5 separate regions of the Homo sapiens genome follow, and regions 1, 3, 4 and 5 are each linked to region 2. A link is a contact called in ENCODE Hi-C or POLR2A ChIA-PET data. All regions are on one chromosome and are shown on one strand. Each heading gives the region's core, a stretch centred on a gene start or an enhancer-like site at or near the end of the contact. The rest is flanking DNA. Distances are from core to core; before and after follow the strand shown. Region 1 holds the start of ZNF554 (zinc finger protein 554). Region 2 holds the start of GADD45B (growth arrest and DNA damage inducible beta). Region 3 holds the start of ZNF555 (zinc finger protein 555). Region 4 holds the start of MKNK2 (MAPK interacting serine/threonine kinase 2). Region 5 holds the start of ZNF57 (zinc finger protein 57).

The links. Hi-C counts contacts between places; a loop is a spot of excess contacts on that map. ChIA-PET counts read pairs that join two places held with the same protein, here RNA polymerase II (POLR2A). Pooled maps may share reads with other maps.
Region 1: a pooled map shows a loop between it and region 2 (5-fold over the local background). The contact joins the promoter of ZNF554 here to the promoter of GADD45B in region 2. A Hi-C loop is called at or near these places in 3 of 50 pooled maps. POLR2A ChIA-PET finds 5 or more read pairs at or near these places in 3 of 52 experiments (Caco-2, GM10248 and K562).
Region 3: a loop to region 2 is called in a pooled map, with 16 times the contacts of the local background. The contact joins the promoter of ZNF555 here to the promoter of GADD45B in region 2. A Hi-C loop is called at or near these places in 2 of 37 single-sample maps with no recorded cell type and 9 of 50 pooled maps. POLR2A ChIA-PET finds 5 or more read pairs at or near these places in 7 of 52 experiments (AG04450, CD4-positive, alpha-beta T cell, HepG2 and 4 more).
Region 4: a loop to region 2 is called in a pooled map, with 5 times the contacts of the local background. The contact joins the promoter of MKNK2 here to the promoter of GADD45B in region 2. A Hi-C loop is called at or near these places in 9 of 50 pooled maps. POLR2A ChIA-PET finds 5 or more read pairs at or near these places in 6 of 52 experiments (A673, AG04450, GM12878 and 3 more).
Region 5: a pooled map shows a loop between it and region 2 (7-fold over the local background). The contact joins the promoter of ZNF57 here to the promoter of GADD45B in region 2. A Hi-C loop is called at or near these places in 8 of 50 pooled maps. POLR2A ChIA-PET finds 5 or more read pairs at or near these places in 8 of 52 experiments (A549, GM10248, H1 and 5 more).

The regions. Positions count from the first base shown.
Region 1 is chr19:2,818,537-2,821,236 of GRCh38, forward strand. ZNF554 (zinc finger protein 554) reads left to right here and starts at 1,332. Exons shown (of 5, transcript NM_001102651.2): 1 at 1,332-1,588. The coding sequence starts at 1,536. RefSeq lists a silencer at 1,371-1,810 and an enhancer at 1,743-2,436.
Region 2 is chr19:2,474,677-2,477,376 of GRCh38, forward strand. It overlaps GADD45B (growth arrest and DNA damage inducible beta), which reads left to right and starts at 1,451. Exons shown (of 4, transcript NM_015675.4): 1 at 1,451-1,726; 2 at 1,853-1,954; 3 at 2,353-2,575. The coding sequence starts at 1,683. RefSeq lists silencers at 92-231, 602-711 and enhancers at 1,452-1,521, 1,523-2,110, 2,092-2,181, 2,111-2,700, 2,342-2,451 and 2 more.
Region 3 is chr19:2,840,067-2,842,766 of GRCh38, forward strand. ZNF555 (zinc finger protein 555) reads left to right here and starts at 1,409. Exons shown (of 4, transcript NM_152791.5): 1 at 1,409-1,509. The coding sequence starts at 1,507. RefSeq lists silencers at 870-979, 990-1,179, 1,400-1,699, 1,740-1,789.
Region 4 is chr19:2,049,794-2,052,493 of GRCh38, forward strand. MKNK2 (MAPK interacting serine/threonine kinase 2) reads right to left here and starts at 1,451. Exons shown (of 14, transcript NM_199054.3): 1 at 1,303-1,451; 2 at 1,008-1,154. The coding sequence starts at 1,058. RefSeq lists enhancers at 1-359, 536-595 and silencers at 166-355, 1,086-1,625.
Region 5 is chr19:2,899,559-2,902,258 of GRCh38, forward strand. ZNF57 (zinc finger protein 57) reads left to right here and starts at 1,370. Exons shown (of 4, transcript NM_173480.3): 1 at 1,370-1,490. The coding sequence starts at 1,488. RefSeq lists a silencer at 758-807 and enhancers at 987-1,558, 1,418-1,567.

The DNA of each region.
Region 1 (2,700 bases), core at 82-2,581, 340 kb after region 2:
TCAGAGCAGGTGACAAGGATGACTAAGGTCAGAGCAGGTGACCAAGGATGACTAAGGTCAGAGCAGGTGACCAAGGGTGACTAAGGTCAGAGCAGGTGATAGGGGCTAGGAGGGGTTGTTTACTGAAACTAGGGGCAAGGAAACGAAAAGAACGAGGAAGTTAAAGTTTAAAATGAAGAACAAAGAATAGGTGGCCGGGCGCGGTGGCTCACGCCTGTAATCCCAGCACTTTGGGAGGCTGAGGCAGGCGGATCACGAGGTCAGGAGATCGAGACCATCCTGGCTAACACGGTGAAACTCCGTCTCTACTAAAAATACAAAAAAATTAGCCGGGCGTGGTGGCGGGCGCCTGTGGTCCCAGCTGCTTGGGAGGCTGAGGCAGGAGAATGGCGTGAACCTGGGAGGCGGAGCTTGCAGTGAGCCGAGATCGCGCCGCTGCACTCCAGCCTGGGCGACAGAGCGAGACTCCATCTCAAAAAAAAAAAAAAAAAGAACAGGGGAGCTGAATATACGGAAACATTGGTTCTTTGGAGAGGAGCTCATAACTGATTGTACTTAACAATTTACAGGCTAAAACCTTTGAAGAGGAATTTGTTGTATCCTACAACAGTATATTAATTATAGTAGTTTTACTATTTTAATTTCTCATAAATAACAATCAGTAGAATATTAAATAAATATTTAAACAATAATTTAATTTGGCTGGGCGTGGTGGCTCACGCCTGTAATCCCAGCACTTTGGGAGGCCAAGGCGGGCAGATCACTGGAAGTCAGGAGTTCGAGACCAGCCTGGCCAACATGGTGAAACCGCGTCGCTACCAAAAATATAAAAAATTAGCCGAGTGTGGTTGTGCACGCCCGTAATCCCAGCTACTTGGGAGACTGAGGCAGGATAATCGCTTGAACCCGAGGGGGCGGAGGTTTCAGTGACCTGAGATCATGCCATTGCACTCCAGCCTGGGCGACAAGAGCGAAACTCAGTCTCAAAAACAAACAACAATTACTTAAGCAATCATTTTAATAAGTATGTAATACATTATACGTTTATATAACTTGCTTAATAAATAATAGTAGTTATTAATATCCAATGGCAAGCCGCCGGGAAACGACGGAGCTGGGATTTGAGGATTGGCTCCGCGAACCCCACAACACCCGGGGACTCCAGCGAACCACACGGGGTGGATCCAACAGCCGCAGGGGCATCGTGGTCCTGCGGAGACGCCGCCCGCCCGGAGGCGGCGCTGTGACCCAGGTTGGAGAGTCAGGAGCCCAGCGCCGCGCTGCGGGGCCTGCTGGGACTTGTAGTTCGCAGGTTCGGGGTGCGCAGGCGCAGTGCCGAGTTTACCTCTGCGCGCGTCGGGGTTGGTGGCGGCGGCTGCGGCGAGTTCCTGAGGGGCGCCTGCGGGGGGCGTCCGCTCCGAGCGCCGAGGAGCCGAGCGGAGGAGGCGTCCCAGGGACACGCAGGGGAGGCCGGCCGGCCTGCACGGGGCGCTCCCGCCTCGGGGGCCCTGTCTGGCGCCTCAGCGCGCGCCCCGATGGTCACCTGCGCCCACCTGGGCCGGCGCGCGCGGCTCCCGGCAGCTCAGCCGTAAGTGCCGCCGCCTCCCGCGCCGCGACCTCCGTGCCGGGCCTGCCGGGGCTCTGGTGGGGCTGGGTCTGGCGGGGCCGGGTGGCCGGGGCATGACCCTGTCGCGATAGGGTCCCCACGGGAGGGTCGGGAGCCGGCAGCTCGCCCAGGGCCCCAACGCCCAGGATGGCACGGTCTGCCCTTGCCCTGTGAAAACGCCCCTGGGTGAGAGACGCATAAGCTTTCCGAGGCCCAGCCTGCAAGGAGAGGGAGAAGACGCATTGACTCTACCCTAAAGGCAGAGAGGGGCTGCCACGCTCGCACTGCAGTGAGGCCACATCAGAGGGTCTGAGCGAGGGGCGGTCCTGCCCTCCAGGGGACACCGGGCGATGTCTGGGGACGTCTGTGGTTGTCATAACTGGGGGCAGTTCCTGGCATGGAGTAGGTGGAGGCCAGGGATGCAACTCAGCACCCTGCCCAGCCCAGAGAATGACCCAGGCTCCAGTGTCCACAGCGCCCTGAGGGAGAGACCTCACTTATACGTTAGCACCGCTGTCCTGGTGATAAGACAGCAAGGGTCCTTTTTTTTTTTTTTTTGAGACGGAGTCTGGAGTGCAATGGCATGATCTCGGCTCACTGCAACCTCCGCCTCCCGGGTTCAAGCCATTGTCCTGCCTCAGCCTCCCAAGTAGCTGGGATTACAGGCGTATGCCACCACGCCCGGCTAATTTTTGCATTTTTAGTAGAGACGGGGTTTCACCATGTTGGCCAGGCTGGTCTCGAACTCCCACCTCAGGTGATCCACCCGCCTCAGCCTCCCAAAGTGCTGGGATTACAGGCGTGAGCCACCGCGCAGCTGCAAGGGTCTATTCTGTTTATACCCACCACCCATGTTGAGGAATGAGGGAGGCAGCTGACCTTTCTGCTGCTCTAGCAACCCCAACCTCCCTGAACTCTCCCCTACCCAAACAGGTTGGTTTCTTTTTCTTCTTCTTTTTTTTTTCTTGAGACAGTCTCGCCCTATTGCCCAGGCTGGAGTGCAGTTGCACGATCTCGGCTCACTGCATCCACCTCGTGGGTTCAAGTGATTCTCCTGCCTCAGCCTCCCAAGTAGCTGGGATTACAGGTGCACG
Region 2 (2,700 bases), core at 201-2,700:
CTCTTCCGGCGCTGAGGGCGCAGAAACTCGGCGCGGCCACCAGATGGCGCCACCGCGCCTCGCAGCCCCGGGACATTTCGTGCCCCAGCGGTGGGCGGCGCGGAGGAGGTGGGATGCGTCAGCCGGACCCGCGGGCCGGGGAGCCGGGCAACTGGGGAAAGTGAGCCGCCGGGCGGAGGCCAGACCCCAGGCTGGCGGGGGAGGGGACTCAGATGTGAGTCACCCGGGAGCCCCCAGTCGACCGTGGGAGACGTTGTCATGCGGGGCCTGCCAGCCTCGCTCCTGAACAGCCTTCCCGGGGCGGCGGAGTCCTGCAGGCGGCCGTGCCTGGCGCACACGCGTGGCTCCAACACGAACTAGCCTATGGCCTCACCAAGCCTCAGTTTCCCCTTTTGCATAATGCACATAAGCATCCCCCCTGCTTCCCAGGTCTTGGATTAAATCATCCATGAATCCGGAGGGGTGGGGGGTACCAGGTCCGCACCACGCACTCAATGCAGGTCAGCGCCCACCCCGGAGTGAGAAATAAAAGTAGCCGTCATCCTTGCACGTGGGCCCTGGGTGGCGGCGTGCAGCCGGAGCCTGCACCATTCCCCTCAACAATGGCTTTCTCCAGGGCCTGGAGGCCTCCGCACGGGCAAAGGCTGGAACGCCAGGCAGCCGGCGGGGGCGGGGCCGCGCCACCTGCACCTCCCACGCGCACCCCACCCTGATACTCGCGGGGTCGGCGAGGAGGCGCCCACTTTCTTCTCCAGAGCGCCCCGGGCTTTGCAACCTCCCACTTTCGGGGCCCTCGAGGAGGCCTCCCGCGACCACCAGGTGACAGCTGATGTGTATTGGGCTCTTACTGTCAGCCGTATTTTATGCCATGCTCTGCAAACCAGCGAGGCCGGCGCTGCAGACCCATTACTCAGACGGGAACAGAGAGGCCGGGAGAAGCGAAATCACCCAGGGGCTGGGGTCGTCGCAGCCAGGAGAGACTCCGGCCCTCACCACCACCTGGGCGAGATCACGCTGCAAACGGGGCCCCTTCCCGGTGCAGCCCCTCCACCCCCAGCAGAACTTGGGAAAGGCGCGGTCCGGGACTCTCCGCGGATCGGGAGGGGATTCCAGGCCCCCCCGAAAGTCCGGGCCGCCTCGCGCGCTGGAAATCCCGCGCGCGCCCCGAACCGCGGCTCGGCTGCCGGGAAATCAGGAGAAAAAAACTTCTGCTTTTTTTTCTTTTCTGGCATTCGCGGTCACCTACCCGGCCCCCGCGCGCCCTCCTCCCGGTTCTCGCCCCCACGTGGGGCGCCCCCGCACGCCGCTCCTCCCCCTCCCCTCCGTCGGCCAACCGCAGAGCTAGCTGCACTCGCCCTTGTCTTTCCACCAATAGGAGGGGCGAATGACTCCACTGAGGCCACGCCCAATGTTCAAGTCTATAAAAGTCGGTGCCGGAGGCTCCCAGCTCAGATCGCCGAAGCGTCGGACTACCGTTGGTTTCCGCAACTTCCTGGATTATCCTCGCCAAGGACTTTGCAATATATTTTTCCGCCTTTTCTGGAAGGATTTCGCTGCTTCCCGAAGGTCTTGGACGAGCGCTCTAGCTCTGTGGGAAGGTTTTGGGCTCTCTGGCTCGGATTTTGCAATTTCTCCCTGGGGACTGCCGTGGAGCCGCATCCACTGTGGATTATAATTGCAACATGACGCTGGAAGAGCTCGTGGCGTGCGACAACGCGGCGCAGAAGTAAGTAGCCGGGGCTGCCGCCGCCTGAGGTCAGCCGGGACGGGATGGGTCGGGTTGGGCCGGGCCGGGAGCGGAACGTAGCACCCGGTGGTCCGCCCGTCACTGATCCCTCTTTCCTGGTCTCAGGATGCAGACGGTGACCGCCGCGGTGGAGGAGCTTTTGGTGGCCGCTCAGCGCCAGGATCGCCTCACAGTGGGGGTGTACGAGTCGGCCAAGTTGATGAATGTGTGAGTCAGACCCCCTTCCCGGGCTGGGCGCGGGTGGGACGGGACCTCCCCTCCGCTCTGGACGCTTTCCGCACGCTTGTCTTGCATGGAGCTGGGACTTCCCCAAGTGCCCCCCGCTGTGGATGCAGAGCTTCTCTGCCGTTTTGTGGATCGGGGGCTGCCGTATCCTGATGTATCGTCTGCAAACACCCCTCCCGCCGTGGGCCTGTCTCCCCCTACCCCATACTTTGAACCGTGTGCCCTCCCCTCCCCCCACCGTCACCAGCTTGCAGAGGCAATCCCCTGCACCCTTGCAGTTTCTCTTTTGCTCTTGCACGCTCCTTTTTTGCAAACTCCCCCTGCACGGTGGCCCCTCCCCTGTCCCCGGCTGACCCATCCCTACCCTTTGGCCCCCTCAGGGACCCAGACAGCGTGGTCCTCTGCCTCTTGGCCATTGACGAGGAGGAGGAGGATGACATCGCCCTGCAAATCCACTTCACGCTCATCCAGTCCTTCTGCTGTGACAACGACATCAACATCGTGCGGGTGTCGGGCATGCAGCGCCTGGCGCAGCTCCTGGGAGAGCCGGCCGAGACCCAGGGCACCACCGAGGCCCGAGACCTGCATTGTCTCCTGGTCACGGTGAGTCGGGCCTCTGCCCTGCCCCGCCACGCCCGGGCACCTGGGCCGGTGTTTGTCAACAAAGTCGGGCTGACTGGTCCTGCACAGCTCAGCGCTCAGCCACGTTTGGCATGTCCCGTGGGCAG
Region 3 (2,700 bases), core at 159-2,658, 370 kb after region 2:
ATTTTTTTGTATTTTTTAGTAGAGACGGGGTTTCACCGTGTTAGCCAGGATGGTCTCGATCTCCTGACCTCGTGATCCGCCCGCCTCGGCCTCCCAAAGTGCTGGGATTACAGGCGTGAGCCACCGTGCCCGGCCTCAAGCGATTCTCTTGCCTCAGCCTCCCTAGCTGGGATTACAGGTGCGCGCCACCACGCCCGGCTAATTTTGTATTTTTAGTAGAGACAGGGTTTTGCCATGTTGGGCAGGCTGGTCTTGAACTCCTGACCTCAGGTGATCCGCCCGCCTCGGCCTCCCAAAGTGCTGGGATTACAGGCGTGAGCCACAGCGCCCGGCCAGCTTTTCAATCTTCCAAATTTTGGGGGGATGTACTTAAAAAAATGATCTGAAAACATTTTCCTTAGAGTTTAAAATATGAACTTGAGAGTTTTTTTGTTTTTTAATATGGAGTCTCACTCTGTCGCCCAGGCTAGACTGCAGTGGGGCGATCTCGGGTCACTACAACCTCCACCTCTCGGGTTCAAGCAATTCTCCTGCCCCAGCATCCCCAGTAGCTGAGATTACAGGCGCCCGGCACCACGCCGGGCTGATTTCTGTATTTTTAGTAGAGAAAGGGTTTCACCATATTGGCCACGATGGTCTCAAACTCCTGAACTCAGATGATCCGTCCACCTCGGTCTCCCAAAGTGCTGGGATTACAGGCGTGAGCCACTGCGCCCAGCCAAATGTGAGGGTTTTAATGAACATCTCATATCTTCTGGTTGATTTGAGCAAAGCTCCTGCCCCCTGCCAGGCTTTGGGTTCGGCCTCCCCCAGACCGGGTCTCCGGATTCGCAGCCCCCTGGGCGGGGTCTCCATGTCGCCCGCAGCGCGATGACGTCACGTCTGCGGGTCCCGCCCCCACGTAGGTCTCGGCCCTTCGGACCCGGCGCCCAGCCCCCGTTCGCCCTGCCAGGCCCGGGCCGCCCGCTTGCATCCACCTCCTGTCCGGACAAGGGGTCGCCTCGTGAGGAAACTAGTCTGGAGTTCCCACGCCCGTCCCGGAGGAGGACGCGGGCGGGGCGCCCGAACTGCGGGGAGAGGGCGATTCCGCCCCGGGCTGAAACCAGTTCGCCCAGAAGCCAGTGTCCCCGCAGGGCGGGACAGCCACGCGTGTTCGCAACGCTCCCGTCACTCACCGGCAGGGGGTGGGCCCTAGGGAACTACCCAGTCAGGACGGGCGGGGGCGGGGCCGAGACAAGTATCCAATGAGGGACGCCCAATCGGAATCCGGGGAACTGCCCAATTTACAGCGCCAGGGGACGGACTGGGGAATTCTCCAATCAGAGTCGCCGACGTTGGCAGCACTGTCCAATCAGAAGCGCGGCTTCCCGAGCTCTGTCTAATCAGGCCCCTGGGACGGGACGCCTCTGTCCTAGCCGTGAGTGCCCCGCCTGCCCCTAGCGGTCCCTGGCGTCCCGGTTCCTGTCGCGCTCACCTGCGCCGGTAGCGAAGAAATCGCCCCGGGACATGGTGAGTGTGGCGCAGGAGAGGATCCCGGTGCGGGGCAGCAGGAACCGGCGACCGCCCGAGACCGCGGCTTGGGGGGAGCTGAGGGACGCGGGGGGCGGCCCCGGCGAGGGCGGCGCAGGACGGGAGCCTGGGCCCCGGGGGTCCCGCCCGGCCCCGCCTCCCGCGCTGAGGTCGCGGCTAGGGCGCTCCGAGCTCCGGGTCCCCGCCCGCCTCTGGCCCCAAGGCTGCAGAGCGGGGAGCGGCGCCCGGAGCCCGACTCCGTCCCCGTCGTCCCGGGGTCCCCGCGTCCCTGCGCTCCCGACCCCCCACGCCCCGCCCGGGGCCGCGACGCCTCGGAGCGTTTCGCTGCGGCTTCGGGACCCCCGGGCCGCGGGAGGCAGAGTCGCCCGAGACCCCGAGGTGCGGTCCAGGCTCCCCCGGGACCCGCCCTGGGGCCGACGCCGCGGTGCCTCCTGGGGTGCGGGTCCCTGGTCGGTGCCGCCTCCGCTCGCGCTCCCGCGGCTCAGCTCCTTGGAGGCCCCGCGCCTCCGGCCGCGGTCTCTGGGGGACCCTGGGTTCCTCCCGGGACAGCCCGGGAGCGGTGGGGCCTCGGCGGGGGCGGAGACGCCCCCACCTGCAAAGGCAGCCCCTGGGGCGTGCGAGGTTTCCTCCCCTGAGTCCCGGTTTTCCTTCTTGAGGACTTCTTGTCCCCTCTGACCCCAAGATGCCTGGGGTAGGTAAGGGGAAAAAAAACAAGGGTTCCTGGTCCCTGGGCTCTCACACACAAGGAAGAAAAGTAACTGAAAAGACTAGAGAAACAAGGGAGAGCGAGGACCCCAAAAGCAAACGCACGCAGACCCACAGCGGGGACGCCCGGGAGGCTGGTGCATTAGTGTCCTCGGACTGCTGTAGCAACTGACTGCAAACGAGGGGGCTAAAACCACGGAAATATATTCTTTCACGGTTCCCTAGAAAGTGTGGATTTGAAGACGTTTCTCAGTTCTGTTTTGAGTACTAGCAATGGGATTCCTTGCTGAGGCAACACCTGAGTTGGGGGTGGGAGGGCGTCCGTCGTGGTAGCCTGGCCAGACTTGACCCCTCCCTGGGTTTGTCACTGTGAAAAGATTTTCCTTTTTTCGAGTCAGCAGTTTTTAGGAAGTGAAACGTACATTTAATTAGTAGAAGTTGGAAGATAAAATATTTCCAGGCCGG
Region 4 (2,700 bases), core at 201-2,700, 420 kb before region 2:
GCAGGGGTGGAGTGCTGCCCTGGGGCACTGGCTGGACAGACCTGGGAATTCTTCCCAGTCTCTCTTTGCTCCTCCCACCCTGGAGCACCGCGTTGTGTGTACACACAAGACAGAGACACACACACACACAAACACACACACATACACTCACACTCTCTCTTCCTCTCTCCAGTCCTGCCTTCCCTACCGGGCAACAGGTCCCTGCCCAAGGAAGCCCAGTGAAGCGATTACATAACCCCGGCCTGAGGGGTGGGGCGGGCCGGCTGACATCACTGCGTCCCCTGGGCCAGGTCCTGCGGGGCCCCTGCCCAGCACCTGCCCTCCCCTTCCCCCCCAAGATTTGCTCATCTGAAACCAGCACTCAACAGCAGTCACCACCCGGGCTGCGCAGAAACTTCCCGCTCCGACAGGAAACAGCACTTGGGCCTGGGGTGTCTGCGAAGTGCAGGGCTGAGGGGACATCCCATCCCCTCCCCCACGGCACAGGCCCCCTGGGGGTGGGTGCACCTGACCAGCCCGGCCTGGGGATTCTGAAAGAAAGTCCCCAGAAGCCACATGGAGGTGGGAATGGGACTGTGGCCCGCTGACCCGTCCCCACCAGGGCACAACCAGCTGGAGCTTGCAGGGGACACCCCCCATAAGCCACATGCAGCGACTGGGACAGGACTGCAGCCTGCTGACCCCCCAGAACATACCCGGCGGGGGCTTGCAGGGGACACACAGCCTGGTGCCCTGACCCGGAGGGGGCTCCTGCTCCCAGCCTCACTTGGGGGTCCTGGAGGAAGGACCCGGCGGCCATGGCTGGAGAGAGGACTGTGGCCTGCTGAACCCCCATCCTCGCACACCGACCCCGCTTCAGCGCACGGCCGGCCCGGGCAGCCCCGGGTGTAGGGCGGGGGCCAGGCACGAGCCCCGGGAGCCGATCTTAGGGGCGGGCCCCGCGCCCCCCACGCCGGCCATTCCGGTGGTCCAGCCCGGAGCGCCCCCAAACCGACCCCGGGCCTCACCTTGAACGAACGGTGGAAACCCTGAAGTTCGGCTGGTTTCTTCTGCACCATCTTCTGTCCGGGCCCCGCCAGCGGGGGAGGGGACCGAGGGCCCGGGGGGAGGCCCGAGGGCGGGCGGCCGGGCGGGGGGCGGCCGAGGAGGGGACCCTGCGGGCGGGAGCAGACAAAGGGAGGGCGGTGAGCGGAGCCCGGCCTGCCAGGAGCGCGGACCGGGCGGGGGCGGCGAGGGCTCCGCGGGGCCCGTTTCCCGCTACCGGGTCGGTGTCCTCGGGGCCGCCCTGGGGTTCGCACTCACCGGGGTCGGGCTTGGGCCGGGGCCGCAGTGCCGCCGCCGCCCCACGTCGCGCAGCCCGGACCCCGCTCCGCGGACCGCGCGGGGAACAGCGCCGCCGCCGCCGCCAGCGCGGACCCCTCTACCTGGGCCACCGCCGCTGAGAGGAGCCGGGCGCGTCGCCGCCGCCGCCACCTTTATAGGCCCGGACCTGCTCTGGCCCCGCCCCCGACGCAGGCTCCGCCCGGCCTCACCCCCTGCGCACGACGTGGGCGGAGCCAGAAGAGGGCGCTCTCCGGGAACCCAGTGCGGCTGCGCGCTCCGGCGGTGGGGCGTGTCCGAAACGGCTAGCGCACGCCTGCGCAGTGCGGCGCACGGGGGTCTCGGTGCGGAACCTAGGCAGCGACCCTGCGGCGCGCCCGGAGCTGGCCTGTTTTTGCCGCCTGAGGCTCGCGGGGCCCGTGGGACCTGCGAGGCCCTGGGCCGTGTCCTACCGCCTGGCCCCACACAGGGCAACTCCCTTGGCCTGTCAACCCAGGCCTAGTATACCCCGACTCCCTTGGTTCATGCCCTCGCTCTAGAACCTGCCATGGCTCCCTCTTGCAGTTCTCCAGTGCTGGCTCCAGCAGTCCCCCTCGTGCACCACCAGCACGCTTGGAGTCCCAGCCACTCCCTTCTAGTGCTGGGGGACCAGCCACCGCCACCTACTTTCTTCTTCCCCTGGGCCACCCTGCCTGGGGAGCACTGAGCTCCCCGAGTTTGCTTTGTGGTTGGCAGGAACCAGAGTAGAGGGTGGGGACCGAGGTCTGTGAAGGACCCTTCCTCTGTCCTCGAATAGCATTTCAGGGAGAACTGGGACCTGAGACCCACTGGGAAAGAGCCCAAGGGGTGGATGGTCGCCAGGACAGGAAGTAAAACACAGTCCCATTTTGGCTGGGGCCCCAAACCAGGCTTAGATAGAATCAGCCTGTCCTGAGCTGCCAGTCCCCCATCCCACAGCATCCTGGTTCAAAGTGCTCCCCAGGCCCCGGGCCTGGGGCACACAAGGAGTGGGGGTTCCCCTGCTGGGTGGACTGTGGTCTCCTCTTCTGCAGGGGTTTCCAGAAGCTTCGCACAGCCCATCCCACCATCCCCCAACCAGGCCCTGAGCTCAAGAGGGGCTGGAGCCCCACTGACCTGAAGCTGGAGGGCCCCTGCCTGCAAGGCCACAGCTCTCAGGCCACAGGGGCTGGGAGGCCTGGCCTCAGCCACCCCCGGGGCATTGGGGGGAAGCCTGTGGGGAATTCCCAGCCAGAACCCAGCCCAGCACCTGGCATTGCCCTGACTCTTGGCAATGGGGGGACAGAAAACCAGGTCCCCCAGCCCCCCTTATTGTGCATGTGGGTGCGTGTGTGTGCGTGTGAACACATACACGCACAAACA
Region 5 (2,700 bases), core at 120-2,619, 420 kb after region 2:
ACGAGGTCAGGAGTTCAAGACCAGCTTGGCCAACATAGTGAAACCCCCGTCTCTACTAAAAATACAAAAATTAGCCGGACGTGGTGGCAGGCGCCTGTAATCTCAGCTACTCGGGAGGCTGAGGCAGGAGAATCGCTTTAACCCTGAAGGCGGAGGTTGCAGTGAGCCGAGATCACGCCACTGCACTCCAGCCGGGGCGACAGTGTGAGACTCCGTCTCAAAATAAAAAAATAAATAAAACAAAAAACAATGTCCAACAAAAAAACAAATCCAGCGAGGCCAGACAGGATAGGGGCTCCCTGGGGTCCGCCCATTTTCGGGATCAGGTGACTCGAGGTTTGGTCCTTATTTTAGTGCAGGCTCAGATGTCGGGGGCGAGCCAAAGTGCAGGGGCCTGTGGGAAGGACAGGAGGCTGGGAAACGTTTGGGTAAAAAAATCAGGACACTGGCCGTGCGCGGTGGCTCACGCCTGTAATCCCAGCACTTTGGGAGGCCGAGGCGGGCCGATCACGAGGTCAGGAGATCGAGACCATCCTGGCTAACACGGTGAAACCTCGTCTCTACTAAAAATACAAAAAAATTAGCCGGCGTGGTGGCGGGTGCCTGTGTCCCAGCTACTCGGGAGGCTGAGGTAGGAGAATGGCCTGAACCCGGGAGGCGGAGCTTGCAGTGAGCCGAGATGGCGCCACTGCACTCCAGCCTGGGCGACAGAGCGAGACTCCACCTCAAAAAAAAAAAAAAAAAAAAAAAAAAAAATCAGGACACTGACAGCACGTGCTCCAGCACGGGGCAGGGCCTCCATGGGGTCCGCGCCCACGCGGGGCAGCGCGGTGACGTCACGGCTGAGGACCCCGCCCCACGAAGGGCTCACCCCACGCGACCCACGCCGCTCGCTCGCCCCTCCCCTCCACGCAGCACTCCGGCTGCTCCGTGGGGAAACTGAGTCTGGACTTCTCGTGCCCGTTCGGGAGAAGGACGCGGGAGGCGCGGCCGAGCTGCGGGGAGAGGTTGGGCTCACCCCGGGCCAGAGCGAGTTCGCGCAAACGGGAGTGTCCACCGCTGGCGGGTCAGCCACTAGCGTTGGCTACGCGCCGGTCACTCGGGCGACAGGAGGCGGGGCGGCGCGGAAGTTATCTTCCAATCAGGTGCTCCGGGGGCGGGTCCGGAAAACTGTCCAATCAAGGCACGGGGCGGACACCGGGAAGCGGATTGCAGGTTTGCAGTAGTGTCCAATCGAAGGCCCCAGGGGTGAAGGGGGCGTGTCCAAAACGCTGTCCGCTCAGAGCGTTGAAAGGGCGGGGGCTTAGAGATTGTCCAATCAGGGCGCCGCTTCCTGAGCTCCGAGGCCCCGAGGGCGGGACGTTTCGTCCTCCCTGCCGCGCGTGCCCTGCCTACCACGAGCGGCCCGGGAGTACCTGTACCTTTCAGCTGCGCCGGCCGCGAGGCCACGGAGAGCTCGCCTTGGAGAGCCCAGGAGCAGGGGAGACATGGTGAGTGCGAGGCAGGAGCAGAGCCAGGGGACGGTCGGAGCGACGGGAACCGGCTGGAACCAGAGTCCGCCGAAGTCTGCGGCCGGGATTGGCTGAGGGACGCGCGGGGCGGCGCAGGACTAGCACCTGGGACCCGGGGACGCCATCACAGCGGCCGGGCTGGAGGACTGGGGGCAGTTTGGGGGGACGGAAGGGGCGGCAAGGAGCTTGGGGGTAACTTAGGGGGAGGCCTGGGCAGGAGGGGGGCTGGAGGTAGTTTGGGGGGACGGTAGGGGCGGTCAGGGGTCAGGGACCAGTTTGGGGGGACGGCAAGGGACGGTCAGCAGGTTGGGGATGTTACGCGTGTCCGTATAAGAGGTCACCTGAGCAGGCTTAGTGTGAGCCACAAGGCTGTTTACTCACTTGGGTGCAAGTGGGCTGAGTCTGAGAAAGGACTCAGCAAAGGGTGATGGGATTATTATTGGTTTTATTTTTTTATTTTTTTTATTTTTGGGACGGAGTCCCGCTCTGTCGCCAGGCTGGAGTGCAGTGGCGTGATCTCGGCTCACTGCAACTTCCGCCTCCCGGGTTCAAGCGATTCTCCTGCCTCAGCCTCCGGAGTAGCTGAGATTACAGGCGCCCGCCCTCACGCCCGGCTAATTTTTGTTTTTAGTAGAGACAGGGTTTCACCATGTTGGCCAGAATGGTCTCGATCTCTTGACCTTGTGATCCGCCCGCCTCGGCCTCCCAAAGTGCTGGGATTACAGGCGTGAGCCACCGCGCCCGGCAATCATTAGTCCTTATAGGTTTGGGACAGGCATCGGAGTTAGGAGCAGTTTTTTTGAGGACAGTTGGTGGGTGTTACAAAGTACATTCTCAAGGGCGGCGACGATGTTTCAAAGTACATTCACAAGGGCTTGGGGGATGTATTGTCACAAGGGCTGGGAGGAATATTACAAAGTACCTTCACAAGGGCGCGAGCGTGTATTGTCACAAGGGCGGGGTACATTCACAAGGGCGAGGAGGACGTATCGTACAAAGTACATTCACAAGGGCGGGGGAATATCACAAAGTACATTATCACAAGGGCGGGGGGCTTGACCATGGTGCGGCCAGCTCAGAGAACCTTACAGGGGACAGCTTGGGGGGATGGCAAGGGACGGCCTGGGGGTCAGAGGCAGTTTGGGGGACGACCTCAGCGGTGGGAGTTAGCTGCCCTGGGGGTTTTGTT